Regions from separate parts of the Homo sapiens genome. Here region 2 is linked to region 1. Evidence: chromatin contacts called from ENCODE Hi-C or POLR2A ChIA-PET data. All regions are on one chromosome and are shown on one strand. The core of a region is the stretch at or near the end of the contact, and the rest is flanking DNA. Distances in the headings are between cores, read along the strand shown.

Region 1 (7,126 bases), core at 1,229-3,728:
TAGCCAGGCATAATGGCGCACGCCTGTAGTCCCAGCTACTTGGGAGGCTGAGGCAGGAGAATCACTTGAACCCACAAGGTGGGGGTTGCGGTGAGCCAAGATCACGCCACTGCACTCCAGCCTGGGTGACAGAGCAAGACTCCATCTCAAAATAATAATAATAATAAAAAAAAGATAGTGTCAAACTATAAATAGAACTTTTTTTTAGTTTCATTTTTGTTGCTTGTTTGTTTTTACAACTAGTACTAGTCACTGTTGAACAAAACTGAATTCATTTGGGGGAATTTTAAGGCAAAGCTTTCAATGATTAATCTTTTATGTCACACTTTAATACCACGGATCATGAACTTGCTCCTGTCTCTTCTTCCGTTTGCCACACTAACATCAGGACCTGTGTGGTTTGCTTAAGTAGTCTAATTGGCCCAAGAAAAATGAACATTTGTGTTTATTTTCTTCATTATTCTCCACTATAACTTCTGAACATTATAAGGTGGAATGCTTAATTTAGGATGCTAAATAAAAATCTGGAATTTGGTAAAATAAGCTTAGACTTATCCACTAATTATAAAGTTTTCTAGTCAGAATAGAATTAAACTAACCCACATCTTCCTGTAGTCAGGGCTTCAGTGAGCTCTACAAGCAAATGTAGTCACTCTACATTTGCTTGTAGAGCTAATGCAGTATTGTAGAAAGAGTGGGAACTAGAGGAGACCCAAGACAAAGGTCTTAAAAGCTGAGTCTCAATTTCCCTATCCATAAAATAGAGAAAATGTCTGCTCTGCACACCTTAAAGGATTATCATAAGAAACAAGCATGTTAATGTACACAGAAAGGACTTGGAACGCTGAGAGCACTACAGGAGTCAAAGTTGTTTTTATTAGTTTAGTCCAAGAGATCTTCTGTTAGTGGGAAGACCCAATCTTCTTGATAGTCATGCTGTTGTCACAGCAAATCCCTCTCCCTCAAATGACATTCACATAGAATCTTCTTTGTGCTTTCTTATGAAATGCATAGAAGAAGGCAGGGAAGAGAAAAGGAAACATTTCTGAGCATCTCCTATGCTCCAGGGTCCATATCCAGGGTGTAGGAACTTTACATCTACTATCTCATTGACAATGTTCAACCACTTCTGCCTGCAGAGAACTCAGCCTGCCCTGGCTGACCTGTCCTTCATGCAGCCTGTGCCCTCGTGCTGACCACAGCACCAGGGATCATCTGCTGCCCTCAGAGATGAAGGGACTAGTCAATGTTCTCATCACTTCTCTGTAGACTGTTCTCTATACTTGTCACCAAAACAGTTTGTACTAGAACTTTTTCAGAATTTAAATTACTATCTCTAAATCAAGCATATTTTCCAAAGTTGCCTTTGTTTTCTAATACATCAAAGCATGACTGTCCATTAAAGTCTAAAACAGAACCAGAAGATTCTTAAATCCCTCTCAGGAAGATACTAAGTCACTTACTTAACTAACAGCACCTTTTGGATGAACCTTTTTGTAGGGAATAAGAGATGTGGGCTCTGTCCTCTGAAACCATCCAGGGCATTTGAAACATCCTCTCAGGTGCCATAATGACCACCAGTTTGCTAAGGGAAAAATATTCTATCCCAATTCTGTAAATAGAATTATCTCAGGAACCACTGAGAACCATAAGGGACTTACTTGCTTTACCAAATAGGCGTCCCTCTATAAGGCTTCAGACCTCTTTCCCTTAGGTCTACCGTGATTAGAGCCTCGAAACCAAAACAAGTTCCACATGGTCTCACAGCTGGTCTGAAAGTAGCAGGACCTATTTTAAATCAAAATGGCCCTCAGAAAACCAGGGACATAGAAGTTTCCGACATATCTCAAATTAAGGATCTGACTATGAGGACGTCCCCAAGAGGTAGGCAGATGCTGACCTTCCAAAGTCTTATTTGAGCATCTGGATGCTGTCTAAAGTTGTCAGCCTTTGACAAACCATCTCCATGTTTGCTGTTTTATCTCATTAGACTCCCCAAACAGCACTCCCCATAGGGCCACTGGAAGGCATTACTCGTCAGTTTCAACCGAACAGTTTTAAAGCTCGTGCTTAGGCCAGGCGAGGTGGCTCATGCCTGTAATCCTGGCACTTTGGGAGGCCGAGGCAGGTGGATCACCTGATATCAGGAGTTCAAGACCAGCCTGGCCAGCATGGTGAAACCCCATCTCTACTAAAAATACAAAAAAAAGCCAGATGTGGTGGTGTGTGCCTGTAATCCCAGCTACTTGGGACGATGAGGCAGGAGAATCCCTTGAACCCGAAAGGCAGAGGTTGCAGTGAGCCCAGATCATACCACTGCACTCCAGCCTGGGCAACAGAGTGGAGACTCCGCCTCAAAAAAAATAAAATATAAAATAAAATCAAGCTCGTGCTTAAAAAGCTTCTGCCCTTTCAGAGGCAATTCCCCTTCACACCACAGGAGGGATAGGTTTGACAGTGCTCTTGCCTCACTGAAGTAGCTGTGGAGGGTTCGCCCTCCCCTGTGCCACATGTTTCACCTCTCTGCATACTGTGTTAAATATCAAGTAGAACGCTGGCAGAGAGAATCCTATTTCAAACATACAGGCAATGATTCTCAACCCAGGATCGAGCAGTGTACTTCACACCATCTGAGGACTTTTTTCCTTGACATACACCCCTAACCCACCTACCTCCACCTCCAACCCACCGAGCCTTTGATAAGCCACCTCCTTCCTCTTTCTCCTTCTCACACTGCCTCGGGATCCGCTGGTAGAGATACTCTTTCATAATTTGGGGTTGCTGCCAGAAATTGTGTCACACTGCAGAGGGAGTAAGTAACTCCTCGCCCACATTCCAAATTCGTTTATATTTTAGACAAGTCAGGTCAGGAATAAATTGGTAAACTAAAGATGGTGAAAAATATGTGTCCTCAGCATGGCTCTAGGCAGCCTATCCAGCTAAAATTGTCCAAAACATTTAAGGACACAAGTCACATTAGAAGAATATGGTAAGGCTGGGCGCGGTGGCTCACGCTTGTAATCCCAGCACTTTGGGAGGCCGAGGTGGGCGGATCACAAGGTCAGGAGATCGAGTCCACGGTGAAACCCTGTCTCTACTAAAAATACAAAAAATGAGCCGGGCATGGTGGTGGGTGCCTGTAGTCCCAGCTACTCGGGAGGCTGAGGTAGGAAAATGGCGTGAACCCGGGAGGCGGAGCTTGCAGTGAGCCGAGGTCGTGCCACTGCACTCCAGCCTGGGCGACAGAGCGAGACTCCGTCAAAAAAAAAAAAAGAAGAAGAAGAATATGGTAAAATAGACATCAAGGATGCTTCCAGAAAATAAGCCCTTTTTGTTTCCACACTCCATACCAACAGGAACTGTTGGTGGGTTTTATTATTCAAGGAAAACAGTGAATGCCTTTGATAGTAGCAAGTATCACCAAGTAATCCCCAAGGCCTGAGAAGTCCACACTTCCAAGTCTGTCTCTTCTGGTGATGGTTCCCAAATTTACTGTGCATCAGGGCCACCTGGGCAGCCTGGTGAAATGGAGATTCCAAAAGACTGGAGTGGACCCTGGAATCAACAGGCACCTCAATGTTTGGAATGCACGGTAAAGTTTGTAAAGCCTGCCGTAGGTCAAACATCAGATCTTAGTGCATTCAGAATTGCCCCATCCACAGTTAGTGTGAAAGAACTCCCTGTAAGGTCTCCAACAATCCCTACCCCAATGCGTTCCTGCTTTCTCTTCAAGAAGAATAATTCTACCCTGATCCCTGCTTCCCATCTTCGGATCGTTCCAGACCTGGTTCTTTCATGTAATTCTCCACCTGGATCACACACCTGGAACATTACCCAGAAGGTCTCTTCTGCATTCCCACGTACCCTGTCCCTTGAATTTGTTTTTCTTTTTTCTTTACTTTTCTTTCTTTTAAGATAGGTTCTCTTTCTGTCACCCATGGTAGAGTTCAGTGGCGTGATCAATAGCTCACTGCACCCTCAACCTCTGGGCTCAAGTGATCCTCCTACCTCAGCCTCCCGAGTAGCTGGGACCACAGGCATGTACCACCACACTTGGATAATTTTCTTTTAATGATTTTGTAGATACAAGAGTCTCAGTATGTTTCCCAGACTAGTCTCAAACTCCTGGGCTCAAGGGATCCTCCTCCATCAGCTTCACAAAGTGCTAGGATTACAGGCATGAACCACCATGTCCTGCTGTCCCTTGAATTTGCTCTCTGGAAGATATTCTTGATTCTGAAACTTTTCTCCCCTTCCCTTAACTGCACCCTATATTTCACTAAATGAATGGAAAAGTGGAAGGAAATCACAGTTGTTGTGTTCCTTCTTGTGGCAAGCACAATGGGAGGCTCTTCATGCACTCTTATTCTTCACTTATCACTTATTGAGGTCCCTGATAGAAAAAAATCAGAGAGGCTGGGCGCAGTGGCTCACACCTGTAATCCCAGCACTTTGGGAGGCCAAGGCAGGCGGATCACCTGAGGTCGGGAGTTTGAGACCAGCCTGACCAACATGGAGAAACCCCGTCTTTGCTAAAAATACAAAATTAGACCAGTGTGGTGGTACATGCCTGTGATCCCAGCTACTCGGAAGGCTGAGGGAGGAGAATCACTTGAACCCAGGAGGTGACGTTGCGGTGAGCCGAGATCACGCCACTGCACTTCAGCCTGGGCAACAAAAGCAAAACTCCATCTCAAAAAAAAAAGAAAGAAAGAAAAAGAAAACACAATTTACGGATTAAATGATTAAAGGCGTCAGCTATTAGGTACTATGACAGAGTTTGGATTTGAACCCAGGAACTGTCTGGTTCCAAAGCCATGGCTTTTTCCAGCACACTTCATGCTCCCAAAACATGTGACCAGCTTTTTCTGTACACATGCTAATCCCGCCCGTGTACCAAAGCCTCATGATGATTTGTTCCCAAAGTTACTACATATTTTATAAAAGTTTTTTGTTCCAATCAAAGATAAGGTCAAAATGGAATGAGATTAGACTAGAAACAGCCTTTCAAAAATAAAAAAGAAGCAGTCTCCTGTTATCACTTTGAGGAAGATTTGATATTTCTCAAAATTCAGTGGTATCAGTAAGGCTGGGATTTTCAAATGGTATGCAGTTGACATATAACTCTAAAGCCAGAGTTTCAGTGTTGCATTCATTTTCCAGAAAAAGGGCTCAGCATAAAATGCAGCTAATAGTAAGGTTTTGTTGGGGTTTTTTGCATAATAAAAGTCGTAACTGAGCAACATTAGCTACAGACACTCCTCCCCATAAATCCATGGAGACTCTGTGAAAAGCATTTCAGAGGAATACAAACCCCAAGCAGTCTTTGGCAAGGGGTAATTTGCCATGATGATAGTTAAATAAGGAGAATACTGAGTAGCTGACTACAAAGAAGCATCTGAAAATAAATCTAGCTATAGTTGAAGTCCCTCAATTGAAAATGGATGTAAATTTTCTCACATGTGGCAGCCTAAATTAGTCTCTTCTGTTTATAAGGCAAGTTTGACAATGCATACCAAGAAGCTTAAATCATAAGATTTGACCTAATAATCCCACTCCTAAGTATTCATTTCAAGAAAATAATTCATAAGAGGAATATGATACATATTTTTTATAATAGCATCATATATTTATAACTGGCAAGAAACTGGAAGCAACCTTATTTTCCAATAATAAAAGAAAGGCTTAGTACATTTTGGTATCTTAATTCTTTGAGTTATTATGCAACCATTAAAAATAGGATTACAGTGTACAAACAAGGAAAAGAGCATTCAGTGAAGGGCATAGAAACAAAATATAAATGTGCAGTGATCACAGACATGCAAATTACACAAGCTGATAAAGACTAAGAGGGGAAACAAAGAAATGAAAATATTGATGTTAGCTTGGTGAGATTACAAGTGTCTTTAAACATTAAAATTATTTCCTTTTATAGTGACCATATTCAGTTTTTAGGGGTTTTTCCTGTTTTTCCAGATGTGGTTTTTATAGAATTATATTTTACATTCTTTCCATCACTGGAAGAAAAAAAAGATTTATATTTTATAATTATTTTTGGTCAGAAGATTATTTTACAAAACTACATATGGAATGTTCTAGCCAATTATGAAATATAGAGAATTACTAACTCACAAATACTAATACTATTGTTTTAATTTGCAGTGAAGGGAATTTGGCTACAAAGCAGATCGTATTCCTTCAGAGGCCAGTTATGTGGAATTCAGCTGCTCAAACACCAGATGTGAGTAAAATTGATGCTTTATTAACTGAATGTTATATTGAAGCATTTAATCCTTAAACTCTCATTGTAATTCCAAATAAGAAAGCGTGGACATGATATGGAAACAGTCCTCTGAACCAACCTATAAGGGAAATGTGCTAGCAATCAGGCAACATGAAATAGTTCCAAAGGGGATTATAATATGCCATCACAAAATATGCCACTTTGGCAAGAGGATTACTTTGAGCTGAAGGCAATTAAGAAACAGCAGACACAGGAGGAACTCTCTGTCCTCCACCTTTCTGCTGAAAAACAAGGGCACACATGTCACTTTATAAAGGCGACATAAATTTCCATTTGTAAACGTGTCTAATCACCAGAGACAATTCACACTGAAGAGTCTGCAAAAACAAACCTTACTAAAATAAGCTTGATCTTCCATTCGTTTACCCCATGTATTTGCCTTCTCACAATTTACTTCCCCAGAAGCCCAAACTCCTTTTCCCTCATCTAGTCACCTGTCCACAACTTACCACCCTTTGTTAAAATGGTATATAAACTCCCAGGTCTTCTACACCAAACTGCCTCTTTGGGTTTTTGCTACTTTTCTGTGAAAAGACTGTGTGCATTGAAAATAAACCTTTTCTCCTGTTAATATGTCTTTTGTCAGTTTAATTTGTAGTTCTCAGCTACTGAACCTAAGAGGAGAGAGGAACAGTTTTTTCTGCCCTTACAGTTCTAAATCTTGTGAATGAATGTGCCTGATCTTGCAATGCATCCATGCAACCTTGGCTATATTGACCTTTGGCAACACTTTTCTTTTATGTTATCTACTCAAGTTTATATTTTTTCAGCACTTTGCTGAAGGGCTATTCTGATCCTCAAGTCACCTTGATCTTACTGGAT
Region 2 (7,126 bases), core at 1,422-3,921, 76 kb before region 1:
AGACAAGTTCATTACAGCTTACCCCTTGCCTCCCTTACAGCTTAGTCTTTTCTCACTTTTTATGTTCTAGTAATTGTCAACTGTTTCGTGTTCCTTCGACATGCCATACTCTTTCATGATTCCATGATTTTGCTCATGCTTTTCTCTTCTGGCACATGCTACCCACCTTTCTTTATCACCTTAAAAATATTTATCCTTGAGGACAACTCAGACATCATCCTCCAGGCTGAGTTAGAGGCCCCATCTTGAGTTTCTATAGCATCTTTTGCATACTTTTATTTCAGCATCTACCAAATTACATTGAAATTATCTGCAGATAAGTTTGTATTCCCCATTACACTATAAGTTTCTTTAGGGCAGAGGGCATGTTTAATTATCTTTTGTACCAGCACCTAGTTCAGTGGCTGGAATATAGCATGCATTTAATAAATATAATGGGTACTTAAATAATCTTCCAGGCACTTCAGTAGATGCTAGTGACCTTCAAAGATTCCATTTCTGCCATACAGGACCTCACAGCCCACCATACCAAAGAGGATACGGAAAATGACAGGCATGAAAGTACTGTGAACAGTCAGATGAGTCACACTGGGTCAGAGTTGGCTGTCTTTTTAGTCAAATTGCTTACCACCGACAGTGCTCATCCTGGAGCATGAAAGACTGTGGAATTTTTCTCTAAGACTTTTCTGAGAAATAAAACATTTAAAGGCAAGGAGGCAGTAGGAAAAGAAAAAAGGTAATAGTGATCTATAAAATAAAGGATCCATCCCCCTTTTGAGAGTTTTCATGCTCAGGCTTCAATGTGATTGAAAAAATTTTTCAGGCTTGTATTCTCTAGAATCTCAACTGTGATAAGGGTTTATTTTGTAAATAATGGAAGCAGTGGCAGAATCACTTCCTTCCTATTCCTACTCCCAACCTGTTTTATAACGTACACGCATCAACAAATGTATTTTGTGCTATTAGCCAGGCCTAGTGTTAACATATGAGATAAGATTATCTCATTCAGCCTTCATAACAAGCCTATGTAGTAAGTACCATTTACAGGGGAGGAAGTTGAAACTTGAAGAGGTCAAGTAACTTGCCCAAGATTACATCTCTAGTAGGCCTAAGAAGCAGGATTTGAACCCAGGCAGCCTGATTCCAGGGCTCACAGTTTTGATGAGCGCACCATACTTCCTGACCTGTAAAGGGTAAAATACAATAAACGTTCATTACAATTGGTCCATTATAAATTATTCTTGACCTCCGGTAAATGGCAGTTTATAAGACTGAATGGCCCTGGTGCAGTGACTCACACCTGTAATCCCAGTACTTTGGGAAGCCGATCCAGAAGGATCACTTTAGCTGAGGATTTCAAAACCAGCCTGGGTGACATAGTGAGACCCTATCTCCACAAAAAAATACAAAAATGAGCCAGATGTGGTTGCATGTGATTCTGCCACTGCTTCCATTATTTACAAAATAAACCCTTATCACAGTTGAGATTCTAGAGAATACAAGCCTGAAAAATTTTTTCAATCACATTGAAGCCTGTGGTCTCAGCTACTTGGGAAGCTGAGGTGGGAAGATGGCTTGAGCCCGGGAGGTCGAGGCTGAAGTGAACCATGATTTTGCCACTGCACTCTAGCCTAGGTGACAGGCAAGACCACATCTCAAAAAAAAAAAAATTAAATGAATCAAGTTGTCAGTTTTGTTTTATTTTTTAATTAAGGATACTTTGAGACCTATAGAAGTATTAGTTGCTATCATAAGCCTTCTAATAGTAGAGTGTTTTAAACTATTTAAGGATGTTGGGGAAACTAATTACACACATAACTGTCTCTCCTTTGCAATTAAGTAAAGTCTTTTTTATAAAAATATTTTAATATAAATTTTTTATACTTTGCTGTTTTAATTAGCATATGATTTTTTCCAACAGAAAGAAACTTCATATGGAAAGAAATCCTCAAAAGTACTAACTAAAGACTTAAAGGGCTGTTTTTTTAAACTTTACTTTCCTCCTTTTAGACTCCAGAAATAGTTTCCTCATAAAGCTGACTTCCTTTCTGGAAATGATTTTTGTTTCTAAATATGTTGAGAATCCACTCTTTTCATTTTTCTCTTTCTTTCTTTCTCTCTCTCTCTTTCACTCTCTCTCTCTCTTTTTCCCTCTCTCTCTCTGTCTCTCTCTCCACCCCCCTACTGCCTCTCTCTCTCTCTCTCCTTTTTCTTTCTTGGTAGTAGTTGAGAGGAAGGAGGGTAGGCGCAGGACAGAGAGGAGAGGGAAAACAGAAAAAGAATTGTGTGCCACTATGTCTGAATATATCTTCTACTTGTAGATAATTACATCCAAGTTGCCCTTTTGCCTTTTTATTTCCGTTTTTGGACACCTCTTTTTATCATCCAGCCAACTGGAATAGACAAAGCACCGCTGGTGCCCTGAGCGACAGAACTCTGGTAGGGGGCTGGCTGTAAATTGACGTGGCATGGAAATTCTCCGCTAAGTTGTAGCAGCTTGCATGTTTCTCTAAGATCAAGCCCAGCCTCCTGGAGCTGTAGCTTAATCATGGGTTCAATGACTTTACAGAAAAATGGATAGAAAAATTCTTCAACTCCTTTCTTTGGACCCAGATGGTTTTTTTTGGGTTTTTTTTTTTTTTTTGGTTTTTGCTTTTTTTTTTTTTTTTGGTTATCTATAGTTTAGCTGAAAACAAAATCAAAGCAGTTAAGTCTGTAACTTTCTTTTTGCAGCTTAAACAACAGAATTTGCTGCTCTCCCTCCCCTTTCCTGCAATTTAATTCCTTACAGATTTTGCCATGGGGTGCGGACTTAGAAAGCTAGAAGACCCTGATGATAGCAGCCCTGGAAAAATATTTTCTACCCTGAAGAGACCGCAAGTGGAAACAAAGACAGAATTTGCTTACGAATATGTATTGCTGGATTTTACTCTACAAGGTACTTTTTGCTTCTATTTTGTTTGTTAAATGTTTCAGAGATGAGACTACTAGTCATTTTTAAGTGTTGACTTAATAAATTTTTAAACTGTTCTTCATAATGAGATTGTATATTCAAACAATAATGCTTCGCTTCTTAATTATACTTTGTAAGATTTTTGTTTTGTTGATTGCTTCGTATTTTGGTAACATGGCTCATATGTACCTTCTAAAATTAGGGAAATTGCTTGGAAATACTTCTTTCATTTTTAAATCAAATACTTATTTATAGAAGGATTTATGAAAAATGCTTGATTTCCAGGACAAATAGCTATATAGCCTTAGTGACAGTTTGTATTTTGAAAAAGATTTGAAAATCACAATAAGGTATTATGTAGTAAATATTACTTGCATCATATCGTGGAAGAGTGTTTGCTAAGACAATTCTGAGGCTTCCAATTGTGTTAGACTCTGTGATTATGGTAGTCATTTGATATTTTTGACCAAACTAAACTATAAGTTTTGAAAATGTAGTTAAAAAAAAAAAAAAGATAGCCTTCTGTAAGACACTTCCTTTGCTCAGTGCCCTGTCCCTAACAGAGAAACTCTCTGTTCCAGAAAGTTGGAAACACAAATAAACAAGCCCAGATGGCAGCTCTGTGGAAGGAATCGAGGTGGCTCGATTTCACAAATACTTTGCCTCATTTCTTTTGGAAACTTTAGAGTACTGTACAACTGCACAGACAAAGCAGCTTTTTAAAAAAGCTATATCTTTAATTATGAAGTAGTAAAAATGAAATTTAGAGTGCTTTGCTTGCTGTTAAAGTTATCAGATATTAGTAAAATTCTTATTATAGTTATATTTTTAATTCTAATGAGCCACACATTTTATCAATTCACAAAAAGTTTATACTAAATTATCATGTTGAATATTATCTTAATTTTTTTCCAAATTTTTTGTTTACACACATTCTTTTCTTTTTTTTTTTTTTTTTTTTTTTTGCTTTGCTCTAGAAACAGTGCATCTTTGTGCAAGAAGCAAGAGCAGCCCATTTTTCTTTGTCAAAAATTAAGCTGGCCAGCAAACAAACTCCCTTCCAGGGACATACACAAAATCTGTACATAGACTTTTAACATGTTCATATCCTATTTTTGTTTAAAGCTAAGGCTACCAAAAGAAAAAAATTAATATTCTTAATTTCTTAATTTTCTTTTAAATTATGAATGTTAAAAATGGATTAAGATAATAGCAATTATCAGAGAAGTAACCAAACAACCGTTTGAATTTTTTCTATACTTTTTCAAAAACCTTCATTTGAGAAAATATTTGTAATGTGGTGCTATGTTCACACCATTGATTTTCCTCATCAATTTTTTTTTAGGACTCGTTTCTGTACATCCATAGGAGACAGACACATACTCTCCTTAACCTTGAAACACTGTGTATTCATGAATTTAGGTCAGAACCATTTTGATCTGTACTTTAGGATTCTCTGCACAACCCATTGTAGGATCATAGGGTTTAAAGTAACTTGAAAAGTTTTTCTGATTCATTTCCTTCCAACAATGTTAACATCTCAAACAAATTTGTATAAATGCAGTCATCCTTGAATCAGAAAGATCTGCAGCTTTATTCAAAAGTCACTTGGGTTTTGTTATTCTCAGAAGCCCTTCTCTCTGTGAAAGGAGTATAATTTCTACCTTCCACTCTAGGTGCTTAGAAGAGATAACAGAGTATTACACTGTAAAAGTTTAAGTATGGGCAGAGTGTGCAAATGTTAACACATAAAGCAGGCACATACTTTAAAGCTGCACCTGGATCCTATTTGGTACAGGCGCCTAGTCTCCTGGTGCCCCATTGCGCTCCAATTTTTCCCCATGTTTTTGTTTTAGTTTTTTCTTTGTTTCTGTCTTCCCCATTGCCTTTGCTTCAGAAGCCAGGACTCAGCATCAGCCCAACTCCGCAAACTACCTTCCAGGTCATAGTTTCCCTGCTGCTCTTCTGTTGTCTCTGACCTCCGGCTGCCACTCCAGTGTATATAGGAGTGGGTCATGGGTGGGTTAAAACATGCCAGCTTTCTGTTTGGCACCGGTAATTCTGTCCTGGGTTGCTGGGAGGAGGCTTGAATAGTGGCACCTCCTGCCTGTCAGAGGCCACCATGGAATGAGCAACCTTTCAGGAAATAAAATGGCCTGGTGACAGCTGTGTGTGCTCATGATGAGCCTGTCTCTTACATTATTTTCCTCTGTTTTTTCCAAATAGAGGCCATGGCACAGAAAGTAGATCCAATGGGGGCAGGAGGAGGAGACCCTCTGAAAATCCACAGTGCCCTGTCCTGCATTATGGTGGTTATAACTTTCTAGAACAACTTATTTATTTTCCATTCAATTATATATCACTTTCAAAGCTCCACCCAGAAAACAAAACAACTTACACCTCCCATTCTCTCCTTATCTCTCTGTCTCTGTCTCTCTCCCTCTCCCTTCCCCACACTTTTCTTTTTCTTTTTGGCCTTTGAATCATTATTTACATCTCTATAGGAGAAATCATAGCATAGACTTGAAGCATACAAAACTCTGGAGTCATAGTTTTGGGGTCCTGAATCTAGGCTGAAAACTGTGGCAAATTTGTAAATGTTGCTCTATCTCAGTTTCCTCATCTATAAAATGGGTATTCTCATGGTGCTGACGTCACAGAGTTGTTTTAAGGATCAAAGGACCTAATATAAGATGATCTACTTGGAAAGGTATCTGGCAGTTAGTAAGCACTTGATAAAGATTAACTGTTATGATCCTTCCTCTGAGAATACCCTCTGTCTCCACATTCCTCCTTTAAACCCAGCTCCTGCAGGATGCTTTTTGACCAACCTATTGAGGTCATTAAAATAATTCCTGCATTTCCCCTCTGATACATAATCATCAAGTATTGGTTACTTATATGTTCTCTTCAAAGGTTCATACACATTTTTCTTATTCTGGCCATAAAATTATTAGTTTGTGCAACTACAACTCGACAAATGTGTTTGGAGTAGCTCCTGATTGCGCTGCTATGCTGGGTATCTTAGGTACTATAAAAGAAATAAAACACATAGCCCCTTCTTTCAAGAAATTTAAAGTTTCATCTAGGTAGGCCGAATTTTTCTGGAACTTTATGCCAAGTCTACCAACTGCACTAATGAGGTTTTGGTAAAATGTTTATATTTTTCTGGATTATTGTATAGTAATGATTTCTTTCACTGTATTATGATAAAGTAACAATTCATTATTCCTGCTTATTAGTGAAAATTCAAAATAGTCTAGAGATTTCTTATAGTATATCCATTTATATGTGTTTATGAGAGCATATGATGTATGTATATGAGTATGTTACAGGGTTTCTTAACAAAAAGTTAAAATAACTCTACAAGTGATCCAAAAGGATTAATTTACCTCCTTGTATAATTCCAGGAAACAATCTGAATAATAGTAGCCTTAAGAATTTTTACAGCATTTATAGCTTTATGAGTAAAAAGAGGTTCTACAATACTAAAACCCAACAGAAAATTGGATGGTAGCTTCCTTATCTGAATTTCTGGTAGAATTACATAAAATGTGAGTGAAATTTTGCTAGCCTCTAGCTTGCTTCATTATTATTAGAACAAGAAATTCTATTTGTCTTTCATCATCACCATTAACAGGAATTGTACTCTGTAAAAAATGCTGATTAGCATTGGAAATATAAAAAAGAATAAGACAGTTTCTGCCCTCGGATATTTTGTATTCAACTCGGTCAAACTGGACAAGGTCATGAACTCATCAAGGTTAGGAATTATATCATCTCCATCTTTGTACACCCTGTGTCCAGCACGATGTTTGGAATATGAGTGATGGTCAATATTCTTTGTTGAATGAGTGAATGAACAAAAAATTACAATACAAGGTACATGTGGAGGAAATAGTGTGCTACAACAAGTATCAGAAAAAGGAGAAATCAATTTTGAGTAGGATCAGTTGGAACTAGAGTTAGGACTTTAACTGACCCTTGAAGAAAGTGGCTTAAACAGAAAAAGATTAAGAGATTGGAGTAAGTTCAAGGGCTGGTGAACAGAGCAGTGAGCTAAAGGAGGTTTTCTAGGGAGGAAGCAGGAAGTAAGATTCTAAACTGATGGGAAATGGGAAGGTTCTGGCTTAGCCAGGGAGTTAAGACCTAATTCTATGGAAGATAAATGGC

What was found. A loop is a pair of places that touch in the nucleus more often than their neighbours do. ChIA-PET counts read pairs that join two places held with the same protein, here RNA polymerase II (POLR2A). Pooled maps may share reads with other maps.
Region 2: a loop to region 1 is called in a pooled map of heart right ventricle, with 1.8 times the contacts of the local background. The contact joins the promoter of RFTN2 here to the enhancer-like site in region 1. A Hi-C loop is called at or near these places in 1 of 50 pooled maps. POLR2A ChIA-PET finds 5 or more read pairs at or near these places in 6 of 52 experiments (BJ, H1, WTC11 and 3 more).

The regions. Positions count from the first base shown.
Region 1 is chr2:197,595,106-197,602,231 of GRCh38, reverse strand. RFTN2 (raftlin family member 2) reads left to right here. Exons shown (of 9, transcript NM_144629.3): 8 at 6,163-6,241. Among named protein-coding and RNA genes, the nearest start is that of RFTN2, 77 kb to the left of the region's middle. Within about 2 kb of position 2,478, at least 2 of the 41 ENCODE cell types and tissues checked have a DNase peak (open chromatin) inside an H3K27ac peak, as active enhancers do.
Region 2 is chr2:197,671,132-197,678,257 of GRCh38, reverse strand. It overlaps RFTN2 (raftlin family member 2), which reads left to right and starts at 2,671. Exons shown (of 9, transcript NM_144629.3): 1 at 2,671-2,938. The coding sequence starts at 2,800.